Regions from separate parts of the Homo sapiens genome. Here region 2 is linked to region 1. Evidence: read pairs that join two places in POLR2A ChIA-PET (ENCODE). Cell type or tissue: HCT116. All regions are shown on one strand. Each heading gives the region's core, and the rest is flanking DNA. Links, peaks and the distances in the headings are about the cores only.

Region 1 (9,550 bases), core at 828-8,827:
CGTCCACATAATTTGGGACGTGTGGTCTGTGGGATCCTCAAAGGCAAAGAGAAACTGGGAGTCAGAGTGTAGGGGAATACAGAAGAAGGCATCCTTGAGGTCTAGAACTGTGAACCATTCTGCTGCCTCTGTTATTTGAGAGAGCAGGGTATAGGTGTTGGTTACAGCTGGATATAGAGAAATTACTGCCTCATTGATGAGTCTAAGATCTTGCACTAGTCTCCACTGACCATTTAGTTTTTGTACTCCTAGAATTGGGGTGTTGTAGGGACTGCTGCATTTCCTTACTAAGCCTGGAGCTTTTAAATGTTTAACAATATTCTGTAATCGTTTATGAGCTTCAGGCTTTAAGGGATATTGCCTTTGATAAGGAAAAGCAGTGGGATCTTTTAACCTGATTTGTAATGGGCGGGCATTTTTTGCCCTTCCAAATTGTCCTTCCAATGCCCAGACTTCAGGGTTGATTCCCTCCACAAGTAGGGGGACAACAAATGGGTAACTTGTTCCCCATATTGATGTAGATAATAGCTCCAGCCTTGGCTAATATGTCCCTGCCTAATAAGGGTGTGGAACTTTCAGGCATAATAAGAAAGGCATGTGAAAAGAGCAAAGTCTCCCAATTACAACTGAGAGGTGGGAGAAATACCTGGTTACAGGCTGTCCCAGGATTCATCGGATGGTAACAGACCTTGAGGACAGTCGTCCAGGACAGGAGATTAACACTGAGAAGGCCGCGCCAGTGTCCAGGAGGAAGTCAGTTTCCTGGCCCTCAATGGTTAAACGTACCCGGGGCTCAGTGAGGGTGATGACATGAGCTGGCGCTTGCCCCGGGCACCCTCTGTCCTGTTGTTGGATCATCTGGTTGGGGGCTTCTGACCTAGGGAACCTTCGTCCGCTGGGGCAGTGCACCTTCCAGTGATTGCCTCGGCATAGTGGACATGGACGAGGGGGCAGCTTGTTTCTCATTGGACAATCTTTTTTAAAGTGTCCTAGTAAACCGCATGATAACAAGCCCTACCGGGTGATTGGCCTCTACTATCTGTCCTCTCTGAACCACTAAGGTTTGTTAGTCTGAGGGCCATAACTAAGGCTGCGGCCTTTCTCCAATCTCACTTTTCCTTTTGGGCCTGTTCCTCTTGGTCCCTATTATAGAACACTGAGGTTGCCAGGTTTTGATAATGCCTCCAAATTTTGTTCAGGGCCCAGGGCTTGCTTTTGGAGCTTTCTCCTGATATCTGCGGCTGATTGGATAATAAACTTATCTTTTAGAATCAATTGACCCTTGAGTGATTCGGGTGACCGGGGAGTATATTTTCTTAAGGCCTCCTATAGCTGCTCGAGGAAGGCAGAAGGATTTTCTTCCTTTCCCTGAGTTATGGTGGACATCATTGAATAATTCATGGGCTTTTTCTAATTCTCCTTAGTCCTTCTAGAACACAGGTCAACAGATGTTTACGACTCCAGTCCCCATGATCTAAGTCAAGGTCCCAGTGGGGATCCATACTGGGGATGGCTTGCTGACCGATAGGGAATTTGTCCCTTTCTTCAGGTGTCATTCTATCATTTACTTGATTAAGATTCCAGGTATCTCCAAACTCTCAGGCTGCAGCTAAAGCTGCATTCTTTTCATTAAAGGCCAGGGTTTGATCTAACAGTAGCATGACATCTCTCCAAGCGAGGTCGAAAGTTTGCCCTAGACCCTGTAGGGCATGTATGTACCTATCAGGATCATCTGAAAACTTCCCCAGGTCTGCCTTGATCTGCTTTAAATCAGAGATGGAGAAGGGGACATGTACCCGGGTGGGACCAAATTCCCCTCCCCCTACAGCTTGAAGGGGACATAACCAATAGCCAGGAGGGTTTTGTGGTCCTTTGGAGATTTCTTTGCATATTTCCTTCTGGGCAGGGGAGATTAGAGGAAGATTATCATTAATAGGAATGGGAGCTATAGGGAGGCTAGGATATGGTGGTAAGCTGAGAGGTCCTCCTGTGGGATGTAAATTGTAAGCTTTGCATAGTTGTGTATTCTCCCTCCATGAAAAGAAAGCTTGGACATAAGGTATTTCACTCCATTTGCCTTCCCTCTTACAGAAAAGGTCAAGCTGCAGGATAGTATTGTAATTTGTACTTCCCTCAGGTGGCCATTTTTCCCCATCAGAGAGAGAATACTGGGGCCAGGCCATAGTGCAGAAAAAAAATGAGCCTCCTCTTTTTCAGGGTTTATGGGTCAAATTGGTCCCAACGGCTTAGGATGCATTTCAAGGGTGAGCCTGTTGATGGCTGAATGTTTCCCATCTGAAAGACAAAACCACCCGCGGTTTTGGTTTGTTTTGTTTCTCCCCCTGCCCAAGAAACTGCAACAGTCCCTGTACCCTGCTGATCGGAATAGTTGTGCTCATCAACGCAGCAGCAGAAACACTAGTTTTCCTCTCAGACCACATGGAGGACCAAGGAAGGTCGGATTTAGTGGCCCTTACCGACGCATTCTTGAAAACCTGTTAGAGTTCTAAGCATTCTCCTGTTAGTATTGGGACTTTACCCCTGTCCTATAAAGATGTTATGCCCCAAAAATGAAGTGGAGGGCCATACCCTGAGGGAGGGAAGGGATCTCCAGGGTTGGAAGAGTGACACCTTTTGTCCTCACTTATATGAATAGGAAAGCTACAATTTCTGAGGCTCCCCATATCCTAGCTTCAGGAATACCTTTGTTAGGCCTGTTAGTCTGAGGAGGGATCGTAAAATTCCAGGTAGTCGCCACTATGACAGGGCTTTGGGCAAAAATTATGTCTTTCTGATTGGTGAGCCTGGGTGCCTAAAGAATGTAACAGAGTTCTAGAAGTCGTTCTTATAGGAGAAACTAGAAAAGCACCAGAGACAGCAAATTTTAGAAGCAGGACTAAACTCGGAGAAGAGAGGTGAGAGGAAGTTTGTCTGGCAGGCATTAGGACCCGGGGGCAAGAGTCAGGATAGATAGGATAGATGGGCGAGTCTCGCTTGGGCGACATGCCTTTGAGTGTTCCGCTCATGGCTGCAGGGTCAACGAACTTGTTGTCTTGTCGGGACCCTAGAGCTGCATGGCTTTCCTCTCTGTCGACCCTCGGCTCAGCCCAGAAGTACAGGAAAAGCAGAAGCTGGTTCTAGGCAAACCAACGCTCCCAACTCCAAAGAGTCGGGAGTTGTTAGAGAGCCCTTTCCCAGAAAGCCTGACACCCATGTCTTTAGTCCAGCGGCCATGCTAGTCACTTTTAACTGGCAGACAGGTGCCTGGTATTTAGCCCCCAAATTCTAAGGAAAAATAGGACAGAATAGCAAGTGAAAGGGGTCCAGTGGTACTCACTGCTTGGCGATAGGTGATAGTCTCACCGCTCAGCGATAGGCAGTGGTCTCACCGCTTGGCGATAGGTAATAGTCCCATCTGGGTCACCAAAATGTATCCGGAATTGGTGGGTTCTTGGTCTCACTGACTTCAAGAATGAAGCCGCAGAATCTCGTGGTGAGTGTTACAGTTCTTAAAGGCGGCATGTCCGCAGTTTGTTCCTTCTGATGTGTTCGGAGTTTGTTCCTTCTGATGTTTGGGTGTGTTCAGAGTTTCTTCCTTCTGGTGGGTTCGTGGTCTCGCTGGCTTCAGGAATGAAGCTGCAGACCTTCGCAGTGAGTGTTATAGCTCTTAAGGCGGTGCGTCCAGAGTGGTTCGTTCCTCCCGTCCGGAGTTGTTCATTCCTCCCAGTGGGTTCGTGGTCTTGCTGGCCTCTGGAGAGAAGTTGCAGACCTTCGCGGTGAGTGTTATGGCTCATAAAGGCAGTGTGGACCCAAAGAGTGAGCAGCAGCAAGATTTATTGCAAAGAGCAAAAGAACAGAGCTTCCATAGCATGGAAGGGGACGTGAGTGGGTTGCCACTGCTGGCTCGGACAGCCTGCTTTTATTCCCTTATCTGTCCCCACCCACATCCTGCTGGTTGGTCCGTTTTACAGAGAGCTGATTGGTCTGTTTTACAGAGAGCTGATTGGTCCATTTTGACAGGGTGCTGACTGGTGCGTTTACAATCCCTGAGCTAGACACAAAACTTCTCCAAGTCCCCACTAGATTAGCTAGACACAGAGCACTGATTGGTGCATTTACAAACCTTGAGCTAGACACAGGGTGCTGATTGGTGTATTTACAAACCTTGAGCTAGACACACAGTGCTGATTGGTGTATTTACAATCCCTTAGCTAGACATAAAGATTCTCCAAGTCCCCACCAGATTAGCTAGATACAGAGTGCTGATTGGTGCATTTACAAACCTTGAGCTAGACATAGGGTGCTGATTGGTGCATTTACAAACCTTGAGCTAGACACAGAGTGCTGATTGGTTGTTTACAATCCCTTAGCTAGACATAAAGAGTCTCCAAGTCCCCACCAGATTAGCTAGATACAGAGTGCTGATTGGTGCATTTACAAACCTTGAGCTAGACACAGGGTGCTGATTGGTGCATTTACAAACCTTGAGCTAGACACAGAGTGCTGATTGGTTGTTTACAATCCCTTAGCTAGACATAAAGTTTCTCCAAGTCCCCACCAGATGAGCTAGACACAGAGCATTGATTGGTGCATTTACAAACCTTGAGCTAGACACAGGGTGCTGATTGGTGCATTTACAAACCTTGAGCTAGAAACAGAGTGCTGATTGGTGTATTTACAATCCCTTAGCTAGACATAAACGTTCTCCAAGTCCCCACCAGATTAGCTAGATACAGAGTGCTGATTGGTGCATTTACAGTCCCTCAGCTAGACATAAATGTTCTCCAAATCCCCACTAGACTCAGGAGCTCAGCTGGCTTCACCCAGTGGATCCTGCACCAGGGCCGCAGGCGGAGCACTCCTCAGCCCTTGGGCAGTTGATGGGACCAGGCGCCGCCGAGCAGGGGGTGGCGCTCCTCGGGGAGGCTCGGGCTGTGCAGGAGCCCACGGCGGCGGGGGGAGGCTCGGGCATGGCAGGCTGCAGGTCCCAAGCCCTGCCCCACAGGGAGGCAGCTGAGGCCCGGCAAGTATTCGAGTGCAGCACCAGCGGGCCGGCACTGCTGGGGGACCCGGTGTACCCTCCGCAGCTGCTGGCCCAGGTGCTAAGCCCCTCACTGCTCAGGGCAGGTGGCGCCGGCCCACCACTCCGAGTGCGGGGTCGCCGAGCTCACACCCACCCGGAACTTGCGCTGGCCGGAGAGCACTGCGTGCAGCCTGGGTTCCCGCCCGCGCCTCTCCCTCCACACCTCCCTGCAAGCAGAGGGAGCCGGCTCCGATCTTGGCCAGCCCAGAGAGGGGCTCCCATAGTGCAGCAGCAGGCTGAAGGGCTCCTCAAGCATGGCCAGAGTGGGCTCTGAGGCCAGCGAGCAAGGGCTGCCAGCATGCTGTCACCTCTCACTTCCTTCTCTCTCTCTTTCTTTCATTTTTGAGACAGGGTCTCCCTCTGTCACCCAGGCTGGAATGCAGTGGAGCAATCTCAGCTCACTGCAGCCTCCACCTCCTGAGCTCAACCCCTCCCACCTCAGCCCCTACCACCTCCCCTCATCCTCCCACTTCAGCCCCTCAAGTAGCTGGGACCACAGGTGTGCACCACCATGCACAGCAAGTTTTTTCACTTTTTGTAGAGGCAGGGCTTGCTATGTTGCCCAGGCTGGTCTCGAACCCCTGATCTAAAGCGATCCTCCTGCCTCAGCCTCCCAAAGTGCTGGGATCACAGGCATGAGCCACCGCACCCAGCCTCCTGCTTTCTTTCTGCATCTCCCTCTGTTCCTCCTCTTGTTCATTTGTTCATTCATTTGACAAACATTCAGTGACACAGTCCAGTGCCAGAGCCCCCTCCTGGGTGCTGCAGATGTGGAAACGGGAAGCAGCCCCGATTCCTGACCCCTTGCTCTCATAGAGATCATGTCTGAGAACAGAAAAATGGGGCTTTTTTGTGGCTGTGCCGGGCCCAGGTCCTTCATCTTTCAGCTCCCAGCTGAATGTGGCCGTCTTATCTTATTTTCAGCAGCAAGACCCCGAAGGCCAGAAGGAAGAAACGGCAGGTCATGCAGTGACCCAGTGATAGAGTAGAACTACTAATTAGAGAAAGAAAAAGGTGGCCACAATTATGTAGCACTCATGGTGTGTGACGCCCCTTTCTAAGCACGTTAAACATATTAATTCTAATCACAGTCCACAAGACAGGTTCTGCTATAAGCCCCATTTAAAGGTGAAACAGATCCAGAGAGCAAGAAACTTACCCAATAATCACAGCTTGTAAGTGGCAGAGCTGGGATTTTGGAACTCATGCTGCCTGGCTATAGAGTCCTTGCTCTTAGCTGCTAAATGTCTGTCATCTGAGTAGCTGGCATGCTGGTTAAAAGTAAGGGGGATTGCCGGGCGCCGTGGCTCACACCTGTAATCCCAGCACTTTGGGAGGCTGAGGCAGGCGGATCACGAGGTCAGGAAATGGAGACTATCCTGGCTAACACAGTGAAACCCCGTCTCTACTAAAAATGTAAAAAATTAGCCGGGCATGGTGGCAGGCGCCTGTAGTCCCAGCTACTAGGGAGGCTGAGGCAGGAGAATGGCGTGAACCCAGGAGGCGGAGCTTGCAGTGAGCCGAGATCGCGCCACTACACGCCAGCCTGGGCGATAGAGTGAGACTACATCTCAAAAAAAAAAAAAAAAAAAAAAAAAGTAAGGGGGACTTTGGCCTCAGGCTGTGATCTGGATCCTATTTCCACTTGTCTTTTCACCTCTCTGTCCTGCCATTTTCTTTTCTTTTTATTTTTTATTTTTGAGCCAGGGTCTTGCTCTGTCGCCCAGGCTGGAGTGCAGTGGCGCGATCATAGCTGACCGCAGCCTGCAACTCCTGGGCTCAAACGATCCGCCCACCTCAGCCTCCGAAAGTGCTGGGATTACAGGTGACCATGCCCAGCCTCATGTGCAGCTAATTTTTTCATTGTTTGTAGAGAAGAGGTCTTGCAATGTTGCCCAGGCTGTTCTCAAAATCTTAGCCTCAAGCCATCCTCCTGCCTCTGCCTTCCAAAGTGCTGGGATTGCAGGTGTGAGCCACTACGCCCAGCCCCAAAATATACTTTTTTATTCATTTGTTTGCCTCCCCATGAGGACAGGGACTGTTGTCTGTATTGATCATTTATTGAGCAGCTCGTGTGCGCCAGGCCCTGTGCTAGGCCCAGGGGATGCAGCAGTGGACAGAAAGACAAAAACTCCTGTGTTCTCAGAGCTCACATTCTAGAAAGGGAGTCAGACCCTCAAGCAGATAAGGACCTAATTATAGGATAGCAGCTGTGCAGCCCGGAGGTAAGGCGGGGTCAGGATGCGGGGGATGGGGCCATCGTTGAGCCAGGTTGGCCAGGGAGGGCCTCTCTAGGAGGTGACCTTTGAGCTATAGCTGAAGGAAGTGAAGGAGTCAGTCTGTGGCTGTTGAAGAGGGAGGGATGGTTGTCAGCCCAAAGGTCCTTGGCTCCCTCCCTCTCCTCTGGGTCTTTACTCAAGGTCACCTTCTCAATGAGAAGATTCTGTACCACTGCACAGCCCTCAGGCAGTGATCTGGATCCTATTTCCACTTGTCTTTTCACCTCTCTGTCCTGCCATTTTCTTTTCTTTTTATTTTTTATTTTTGAGCCAGGGTCTTGCTCTGTCGCCCAGGCTGGAGTGCAGTGGTGCGATCATAGCTGACCGCAGCCTCCAACTCCTGGGCTCAAATGCACGTGCCCGCACACACACACACACACACACACACACACACAGAGTTGGAGACCAGTGTGCCCAAAGTAACAGGTTGGGAACAGTGCACACACACACACACACACACACACACACACAGAGTTGGAGGCCAGTGTGCCCAAAGTAACAGGTTGGGAACAGTGTTCATGCAGGGTAGTCATGACAAGGACGTTCCATTTTGTTCTAAGAGCCACAGGTGGGAAAAAGAGGGTCTGGGCCGGGCACGGTGGCTCACGCCTGTAATCCCAGCACTTTGGGAGGCCGAGGTGGGTGGATCACAAGGTCAGGAGTTTGAGACTAGCCTGGCCAACATGGCAAAACCCCGTCTCTACTAAAAATACAAAAATTAGCCGGGCATGGTGGTGGGCGCCTGTAATCCCAGCTACTTGGGAGGCTGAGGTAGGAGAATCACTTGAACCGGGAGGCGGAGGTTGCATTGAGCCGAGATCCTGCCACTGCACTCCAGCCTGGGCGACAAGAGCGAGACTCTGTCTGAAATAAAAAAAATAAAATAAAAAAAAAGAGGATCTGACCCAAGAAGGTGTCCACTGGCTTCCCCTGGCTGCCTGTAGGGAATAGACTGGGGACACAGGTGGAAACAGGGAGAGCAGGGTGGGCTCATGGAGAACAACTGATGCAGGAAAGGTCAGATTCAGGATCATCTTGAAGTTGGAGCCACAGAAATTGCTGCATCGTGAGATGTTTCTCATCTCAGGAAACATCACCACCATTGACTGCATTGCTCACGCTGCAGACCTTGAGTCCCAGGCTGTCTGGCATCTTGGGGAAAAGCATGGCCTCTGGAGCCAGCTGCATGGTTCCAGATTTTAAAATCCTACTTCTGATGCGGCATGGTGGCTCACACGTGTAATCCCAGTGCTTTGGGATGCCAAGGTGGGAGGATCGCTTGAGCCCAGGAGTTCAAGAGCAGCCTCGGCACAGTCCCAGCCACTCAGGAGGCTGAGGTGGGAGGATTGCTTGAACCTGGGAGTTCGAGGCTGCAGTGAGCCATGATCGTGCCACTGCACTCTAGCTGGTATAACAGAGTGAGACCCTGTCTCTAAAAACATTAATGAGTTAATTTAAATAGTTCATTACTCACTACTCACCAGCCAGTGTGACCCCCTTGGGCAAGTGCTTAACCTCTCTGTGCCTTAGTTTACCCATTGGTAACACAAATAGTAATAGGACCTAGCTGGTACGGTTGCTGTGAGGATTCTGTGAGTAATGACTCCACAAATATTAGCTTTTATTTCCTTCCCACCCAACATGCAATCAATCCCTCACCAAGTCCTGTGTGAGTTGTTTTTTTTCCGCCTTGGTGGTTTGGGGGTTCGAACCTGCTGTGCCTGGGTTCTGATCCCTGGTTGAGTCAATGGGTGGGGCCTGGGAGCCTGGATGAGCTCCATCATGCCTTCTCACCAGGTATTGACCTGATGGACATGGCTTCGGACATCCTGCAGCCCAAAGGAGATGATGTGGCCCGGATCAGCTGGTACCTCCGTGACATCATCACTCGATACCAGGAGACCTTCAACGTCATCGAGAGGGTGACTCTAGGGGTCTGGAGGGGATCTTTCTCCATACGCGCCTCCCCTGGGCCAGCCCTGACCCCACTCTTCCTGTTCCCTCTCAGTGCCCCAAGCCCGTGATTGCTGCCGTCCATGGGGGCTGCATTGGCGGAGGTGAGTCTGCGGCTATCCTCCTGCTCGGGTGCTCCCCAGGTGGGGCTGCTGCTCCGATGCCGCGGCCACTGGCATCCAGCCTCAGCTCTGTCATGGGCCAGACTGTGTCCCAAGAGGCAGCCCCACCTCCC
Region 2 (8,000 bases), core at 1-8,000, 140 kb after region 1:
ACCAAAAAATTCACCCTTTTACATAAAATTCAGGGAGTTTTAGTATATTCACAAGATCGTGCAACAATCACCACTAATTCCAGAACAAGGCTAGGCAAGGTGGCTCACGCCTGTAATCCCAGCACTTTGGGAGGCCAAGGCGGGCAGATCACGAGGTCAGGAGTTCAAGACCAGCCTGGCTGTTACCGGTGGGTCTTTGTTCTTAGAGCTCCCAAGTTGGTAGTGGCTGCTCCCAAGATGGCAGCAAGCCTTTTGTTCTCTGACCTAACATTCTTGGCCTCACGGATTCCAAGGAATTGAACCTTGGGCCATGCAGTGAGTGTTATAGCTCTATTAGAAGCCGTGGGTCATGGAAGAGAACCATGGAACCCAGCGACTAGTGTTTAGCTCGATTAGGACAAACTCGAGCACTGAGCCGCACAGGAACAATGGCGAGCCTCTAGCCCGAATGAGCAGCAATGGGCGCCTCGCTGGATCAGAAATGCAGCAGACACCCTGCTGGATCCGGAGGGGTGGAAGTCAACAGTGGGTCTGTGATGGCGGTGAACAGCAGTGAAGGATGGTGAGCGAAAGCTCAGCTCAAGCCAAAACAAACGTGGACCAGAAGAGTGTGCAGTTGCAAGATTTAATAGAGTGAAAACAGAGCTTCCATACAGTGGGAGGGGAACCAAAGGGGGTGGCCCACTCCCGCCTCAAATGCCTGGGGTTTATATCCCAATCATTGTCCCTCCTCCTGTGCTCTCAGATGATAGATGATTTGACTATTTCTTTACCTCCTGCTTTTAACCTAATTGGTATTTTAATGAGCCCTCTTTACTGCCTGATTGGTCAGGTGTGAGCTGAGTTACAAGCCCGGTGTTTAAAGGTGGGTGCGATCACCTTCCCCAGCTAGGCTTAGCAATTCTTAGTCGGCCTAGGAAATCCAGCTAGTCCTGTCTCTCATGGCCAACATGGTGAAACCTCGTCTCTAACTAATAATACAAAAAGTAGCCGGGCATGGTGGCGCACGCCTGTAGTTCCAGCTACTCAGGAGACTGAGGCAGGAGAATCGCTTGAACCCGGGAGGCAAAGGTTGCAATGAGCCAAGATCGCGCCACTGCACTCCAGCCTGGGCAACAGAGCGAGACTCCATCTCAAAGAAAAAGAAAAAAAAAATTAAAAATTAACTGGGTATGGTGACTCTTGCCTGTAGTCCCAGCTACTCAGAAGGCTGAGGTGGGAGGAACACTTAAGCCTGGGAATTCGAGGCTACAGTGAGCTATGACAGCGCCACTGCACTCTAGCCTGGGCGACAGTGAGACCTTATCTCAAAACAACAAAACAAAACAAAAAACCAAAAATACAAGGAACATGTCTACCACCGCAAAACTGGTACAGTTACTCTCCAACCCCACTTCCCTCCTACCCAGCCCCCAGCCCCTGGCAACCACTAACCTACCTTTCTTTCGTCTCTTGCAATTTACCTATTCTGGGCATTTCATATAAGTGGAACCATATGGTATATGATCTTTGAGTTTGGCTTCTCCTTAGCATGTTTTCAAGGTTCAGCCATGTTGTAGCATGTACCAGTACTTCGTTCCTGTCTGAATAACATTCCATTGTATGGATATACCACATTTTATTTATCAATTCATTGGCTGATGGGCATTATTTGTGTTGCTTCTATCTTTTGGATATTAGCACCACCGTGAATATTCATGTACAAGTTTTATGTGGACATGTTTTCAACTGCCTTGGGCATATACCTAGGAGTAAAATTGCTGAGTCATATGATACCTCTTATATTTAAAAATTTGAGGAACTTGGCTGGGCGTGGTGGCTCATGCCTGTAATTCCAACACTTTGGGAGGCTGAGACAAGACCAGCCTGGGTGACATGGTGAAACCCCGTCTCTACTAAAAATACAAAACATGTTTAAATTTTGAGGAACTGCCAGACTGTTTTCCCAAGAAGCTGCACCACATTACACTTTGACCAGCAATGTGAGGGTTCTGATTTCTCCCATCCTAGTCAATACTTATTATCTGACTTTCTGATTATAGCCATCATGGTGGGTGTGCAGTGGTATCTCATTGTGGTTTTCTGTTTTTTTTTGTTTTAGGGTTGGGGTCTTACTCTGTTGCCCAGGCTGGAGTACAGTGGTGTCATCATAGCTCACTGCAGCCTTGAACTCCTGGGCTCAAGCAATCTGCCCACCTCAGCCTCCCAGGAATATGCTACTACACCTGGCCAATTTCTCATTTTTATTATTATTTAGAGACAGGGTCTCACCCTGTTGCCCAGGCTGGAGTGCAATGGCGTGATCTCGGCTCAATGCAACCTCTCCCACCCAGGTTCAAGCGATTCTCCCACCTCAGCCTCCCCACTAGCTGGGACAACAGGCGCCCACCACCATGTCCAGCTAATTTTTGTGGGTTTTTTTTTTTTTTTTTTTTTGGTAGAGACAAGGTTTCATTCACCATGTTTGCCAGGCTGGTCTCAAACTCCTGACCTCAGGTGATCCACTCGCCTCGGCCTCCCAAAGTGCTAGGATTACAGGCATGAGCCACCATACCCGGCCTAATTTTTTATTTTAATTCTCTGTAGAGGCAGGGTCTCACTATGATGCCCAGGCTGGTCTCCAATTCGTGGCCCCAAGCCATCCTCCCACTTCTACCTCCAAAAATGTTGGAATTATGGACATGAGCCACCAGGCCCAACCACGTTATGGTTTTGATTTGCCCTAATTAGTAATGACATTGAACACCTTTTCATGTGCTTATTGACCATTTGTAGTGGTTATGGTTTTGATTTGCCCTAATTAGTAATGACATCGAACACCTTTTCATGTGCTTATTGACCATTTGTAGATCTTCTTTGGAGAAGTGTCTATTTGAATCCTTTGCCCATTTTTAACTGGTGTGTCTTTTTACTGTTGAATTTAAGAGTCCTTTATACATTTTGGACAGTAGACCCTTATCAGATATACAATTTGTAAATATTCTGCGGGTTGTCCTTTTACTTTAATAGTGTCCTTTGAAGCAAAAAGTTTCCAGTTTTGAAACAGTCTGATTTATCTATTTTTCTTCGGTTGTGTTTCTGCTGTCATATCTAATAACCATTGCCTAACCCAAGGTCATGAGATTTACACTTGTGTTTTCTTCTAAGAGTTTTACAGTTTTAGCTCTTACATTTAGGTATCTGATCCGTTTGGAGTTAATTTTTGTATATGGTGTGAGGTAAAGGTTCAACTTCATTCTTTGCAGATGGGTATCTATTAATAGTTGTTCCTGCACTATTTGTTGAAAACACTATTCTTTCCCCCATTGAATGGTCCTGCACCCTTGTTGAAAATCAATTGACAATAGATGTATGGGACCTGGGAGCTTTTTAAAAATACCTGAATTTCACCACAGGCAAAATGAGACAGATTCCCTCAAGGTGGGCCCTGGGCAATGACATTTGACAAAGTCCACCTAGTGAGTCTAACATGAAGTGAGGGCTGAGAGCGAACAATCTAATCCAACCCCCTTGTTCCATAAATGAAAGATCTGAGGTCTCAGTAGAACCAGAGGGGCTGGGTGCAGGGGCTCACGCCTGTAATCCCAGCACTTTGGGGGGGCTGAGGCAGGTGGATCATTTGAGGTCAGGAGTTCAAGACCAGCCGTCTTGAACTATTAGTAGAGACCAGCCGTCTCTACTAATAATACAGAAAAATTAGCCAGACGTGGTGGCACACGCCTGTAATCCCAGATACTCAGGAGGCTGAGGCAAGAGAATCGCTTGAGCCCAGGAGGCGGAGGCTGCAGTGAGCCGAGATTGTGCCACTGTACTCCAGCCTGGGCAACAGAGTGAGACTCTGTCTCAAAAAAAAAAAAAAAAGAGACTCTGCCACCAGATTTGTTAGACTGGAATGGATGCTTGGAGCTAAAAGAAACCCCAGGGTAAAGGGGGATAGGCGGCCCGGGGTAGGAGCTGCTCCCATCTGAGCCTGCCTCTGTTCTCAAACAGACTTCCGGAGCCATCCCACACATGGGAAACCAACCAACCAACCAACCAACCAACCCAAACCACTCAGATTATACGTCAAAGAACTGGGTTCTCCCCAAGGGGAAGAGCCTGCACTCCCCACACAGAGTCCAGGAAGAGATAGGTCTCAACCCAAGGCAGGTGGGGCCCACAGAGCGGGAGGCAGTGCTCAGCCCTCCAGGCAGAGCTTCTCACCAGGAGGAGGAGATGGTGAGGCCTACCTTGAAATAACTACCTTTAACAGAGGAAACTTACACTCCCAAAAGGCAGTTTTAAAATTAGGGCAGCAGCAGAGGCTGGGGCCTCCTCTGGCCCCATCTAGCATTTTGCTATGAAATGATCAGGCACACGGGGCCCTTCACCTGGAGAACAGGGAGGGTGAGCTACAAACACCCCATTTACTTTCAATGCTTACAGCTAAGCTCAGGTTTCAGGGTGGGGGTGGGGGACTACAGATCATCTGGTTTAAACTTTGATCTTTCAAAAAGATAGCCAAGTAAGCCAATTCTGGCCTTGAGACAGTGTGGCCTGGAATCTTAGCGAGTGCCTAAGGGGCCCAGTCTTTAGAATTAACGTTTTAGTCTGGACAAATCCGCCCAGGGATTTGTTCATCCAGACAAGAGGCCTTTGGCATTTGGGGAGAAAAGGTCAGACAGGGCACTGATGGGATTGTTATTTAGGCAAGTGCTACACACCCGTCCTGAGCTAGTGGGACCCCGGGAATTCCCCAGTAGATCTTGCCAGGTGCAGGAACTGCCACAGGAAAGGGGTGTCTGGAAGCAGGGCAAACACTCCTGTTTCTCCCTCTGTTCAATCTCTCCAGCAGATGGCTTGTTTTTTTGCTAGTATTCAAATGATCCGTAAACTGGGCCCTGCTGGTGGAAGGGTGAATATGCGAGGCCCTGGAGTAATCTTTAATCGTGGTAAGGGTTTTGTCTTTGACAACTGAAACTCCTGCTTGGTGATCCTTTTCCTTTTTCCTGTTTTGAGAGGCTCTGATTCAACAGTCCACCCGGCCAAGTCAGGGCCATCCTATTCCAGTGAAAGCAGAGAGGGGTGTCTCAGGGTGGGCATCCCAGCTAGGGTGGAGCTGGCTTGGTCTGGAAATCTGTGATCTTGACCATGTACAGCCCCCACAGACTTGGGCTTGTTTCATGCATACTCGGTCCCTGCGGGCTTCCTACTCTCTGAACCCAGGGTACGAAGATCCCTTTCAGAAGCAGAGTGAGTTTGGAGCACTGAGAGGATTAGGGGCCTTTATCCGCATAATTGAGTCCCCTCGATCCAGAGGTTGGGTGCTCACCAGCCTGCCTGCCCTTTGCTGAGGCCACAGGGCTCCTCTCCAGGCCTGCACCTCACAGAGGCTCCGTGAGCACTGGATGAGGGGGTGAATGAATCCCTGAGTCCATCTGGGAGGTGACTCCAACCAGAAATTTCAGGCTTGGAGTTTGAAGTTTGCCAGCAGGCAACTAATTCGTGGTGTTAAGAGTTACCTAAACTTGCCCTTAGCCTCCTGTGAGTGGGTGTTGGCTCCCAAGCACTAGGATGGTGTAGGGTACACAATTTGGGTGGGTTGGCCAAGCACGGTGGCTCACACCTGTAATCCTAGCACTTTGGGAGGCCAAGGTGGGTGGATCACGAGGTCAGGAGTTCGAGACCATCCCGGTCAACATGGTGAAACCCTATCTCTACTAAAAATACAAAAATTAGCTGGGCTTGGTGGCATGTGCCTGTAATCACAGCTACTTGGGAGTCTGAGGCAGGAGAATCGCTTGAACCCAGGAGGCAGAGGTTGCAGTGAGCTGAGATCACGCCACTGCCTTCCACCCTGGCTAAAGAGCGAGATTCCGTCTCAAACAAACAAACAAACAAACAAAAAGCCATTTGGGTGGGTTAAGAAATCACTCTGGATTTGGGGGTCTCTTTTTTTTTCCCTTGACAATATTCAGTCCATCTCAGATTCCTTGGATGCATGAGACAGACAACATTAGCAGTGTCTTGGGAGGATTTAAAAAAAGAAAAACCTGACCATGACCACAGAGAGAGAAAGAAGAGAAAAGAAAAGAAGAGATCAAAATAGGATTCTATAGCCAAAGAGTAATTATAGGATCGGGAGGAACCAGTAGAGACTGAAACCTCTGACTCATAATTGCTCCATTAAAAATGGTGAAACATCTGCCCTGGCCGAGGAACAGGGCTACACTCTCACCCTGGCTCGCCCCACCTACAAGCCTTCCTGGGGCTGGCATGAAGGGGTGGCTGTCTCCAGGAGCGGTGTGGGTATGACGTCAAAGGACAAAGGGGCCCCTGCTGCTCTCAGGGGCAGATCTGACTCCTGGCCCCAAAACAAGGGAGGAGTGGTTTGTCCTGCAGGGGGTGGGGGACCAGGGTGGGGCAGCACTGGGAAGGTGTGGGTTCAGTTTTCTAGGAAAGGCCTAGGTGGTCCTGAGTGCTCTCACTACACCATGGGAAGAGGACCGAGGAGGACTCTGGGTACCATGTCAACCTGCCCCATGAAAGCCACTAAGGGGCTGAGCCTGAACCAACAACAGCAAGAGGCATTTTTATGACTGGGTGGGGCATAAGGCCTACCCTACTATAATTACACAAATGACTCACATTTATTGAGCACTTAGTGTGTACCAGGGTTTGTTCTGCGTGCTCTAATTTTACAGATAAGGCTCTGAATGCTGGGGGATATACCCATGGCCACAGGGCTGTTAAGCAGCAGAGCTGGGACCCCCGCAACCCCCAAACTAAACTCAAGCCTCACCAAGTCTGCTTTCCACGTCTTGTGTTTGCTCTGTTAGGCCCTGTGTGAGCTACTTCACATGGTTCCTCTCATTTGATCTACTCTAAGGAAGACACAAAACCAAGGGCAGTCCCAGGAGGTCCTTGGCAGATTCCAGCAGCCACAGTGCAGCAGGCCCCATGCTGAGCCACTGGGTGAGTCATGGGGGAGGGCGGGCAAGTCAGGTGACCGGGTGAGAATCAGAGCTATGCTGAGGTGGCCTGGTTACCTTGACATTCCTGTGATTCTGCCAAGGTAAAAAGTAATCCAAGGAGTTTGCCTTATATGGGCATGATGACAGATTTCAACAAGACAGCATGTTAACTGACCCCATACCAAATCGGTTCCCGGACTGCACAGGCAACGCCCGATAAAGCTGCTCTGGAAATATAGGAAATAACAATTTATGATGGGCTATCACCGGTGACTCACAAAGGTGCAGCCCAACTGCCATTGTGTGTCTTTTAGAGAAGGGGGGGAAAAGTTGGTGGCCTGTGGGCCAAATGGCTGTCTCATTCTCCCTCCCACCAATGGCCTAGGAGGCCTGGCTCAGACCCCTCCTCTGTTCACGGGGCCTGGCTCAAGGAGGGCTGGAGGAAATCAATTTCAAGCTGGGGCTGAACAGCAAGTCCTGTCTGGGTTAGAGAGCCCTCACCACCTGCTTTCTCTGGAGGAGGGCGGGGGGCGAGAAAGAGGAGAGGCAGGGGCTGCACTGGGAGGGAGGCAGACCCTTTCAAGCCAGCACGGAACAAAATGGTTAGGTCTGAGGGCACTGCACTGCATGAGAACCAAAGAAACTGACTGGGCCTCACAGGATTCCAGAGTCATCCCAGCCACTCCAAACCGCTGGCACCAGATAGCCCCTCCCAGGCACTCCCCAGTCCCCCAACAAGGGGGAGACTCACTGCTCTGAGCCTCTCCCAAACTTCATTCGTTCTCATTTTAAAATGTACTAGGCATCTATCACGAGCCATACACTATCCTGAGCACTGGGATTAAACAGACATCCCTGCCCTCATGCAACTTACAGTCTAGTGGAAGAGCCAATACAGACAAAAACAAGCTAAGGAGACAGGGATGGGTACCATAACACGGAGTAATGTGACTGGGGAGGGGAGGGAATCAAGCTCAGCAGGTCAGGAAAGGCCTCTCAGTGGAGATGACATTTGAGGCTGAATAAGTAGAAAGAGCCAACCAGGGG

What was found. Peaks named below come from ENCODE experiments on the same cell type or tissue, not always from the same donor. Only the 100,000 strongest peaks of a DNase experiment are listed, where the experiment ranks them.
Region 2: POLR2A ChIA-PET joins it to region 1 with 11 read pairs; 12 of 35 experiments call an interaction of 5 or more read pairs at or near these places.

What each region holds. Positions count from the first base shown.
Region 1 is chr19:38,817,185-38,826,734 of GRCh38, reverse strand. It overlaps ECH1 (enoyl-CoA hydratase 1), which reads left to right. Exons shown (of 10, transcript NM_001398.3): 4 at 9,160-9,284; 5 at 9,371-9,419. LOC124904712 (a long non-coding RNA gene) reads right to left here and starts at 3,895. Exons shown (of 2, transcript XR_007067252.1): 1 at 3,338-3,895. RefSeq lists an enhancer at 2,005-2,562. In HCT116, for the core only: no CTCF peak of the experiment used is centred there; a DNase peak (open chromatin) is centred at 3,923; H3K4me3 peaks cover 1,662 bases; H3K27ac peaks cover 1,931 bases.
Region 2 is chr19:38,682,827-38,690,826 of GRCh38, reverse strand. All of the region lies in intron 1 of ACTN4 (actinin alpha 4), which reads right to left. Among named protein-coding and RNA genes, the nearest start is that of ACTN4, 39 kb to the right of the region's middle. RefSeq lists enhancers at 4,792-4,851, 6,022-6,161, 6,705-7,488. In HCT116, for the core only: CTCF peaks have their summits at 4,224 and 4,874; DNase peaks (open chromatin) are centred at 4,886, 6,286, 6,556, 7,056 and 1 weaker place; H3K4me3 peaks cover 4,188 bases; H3K27ac peaks cover 7,946 bases.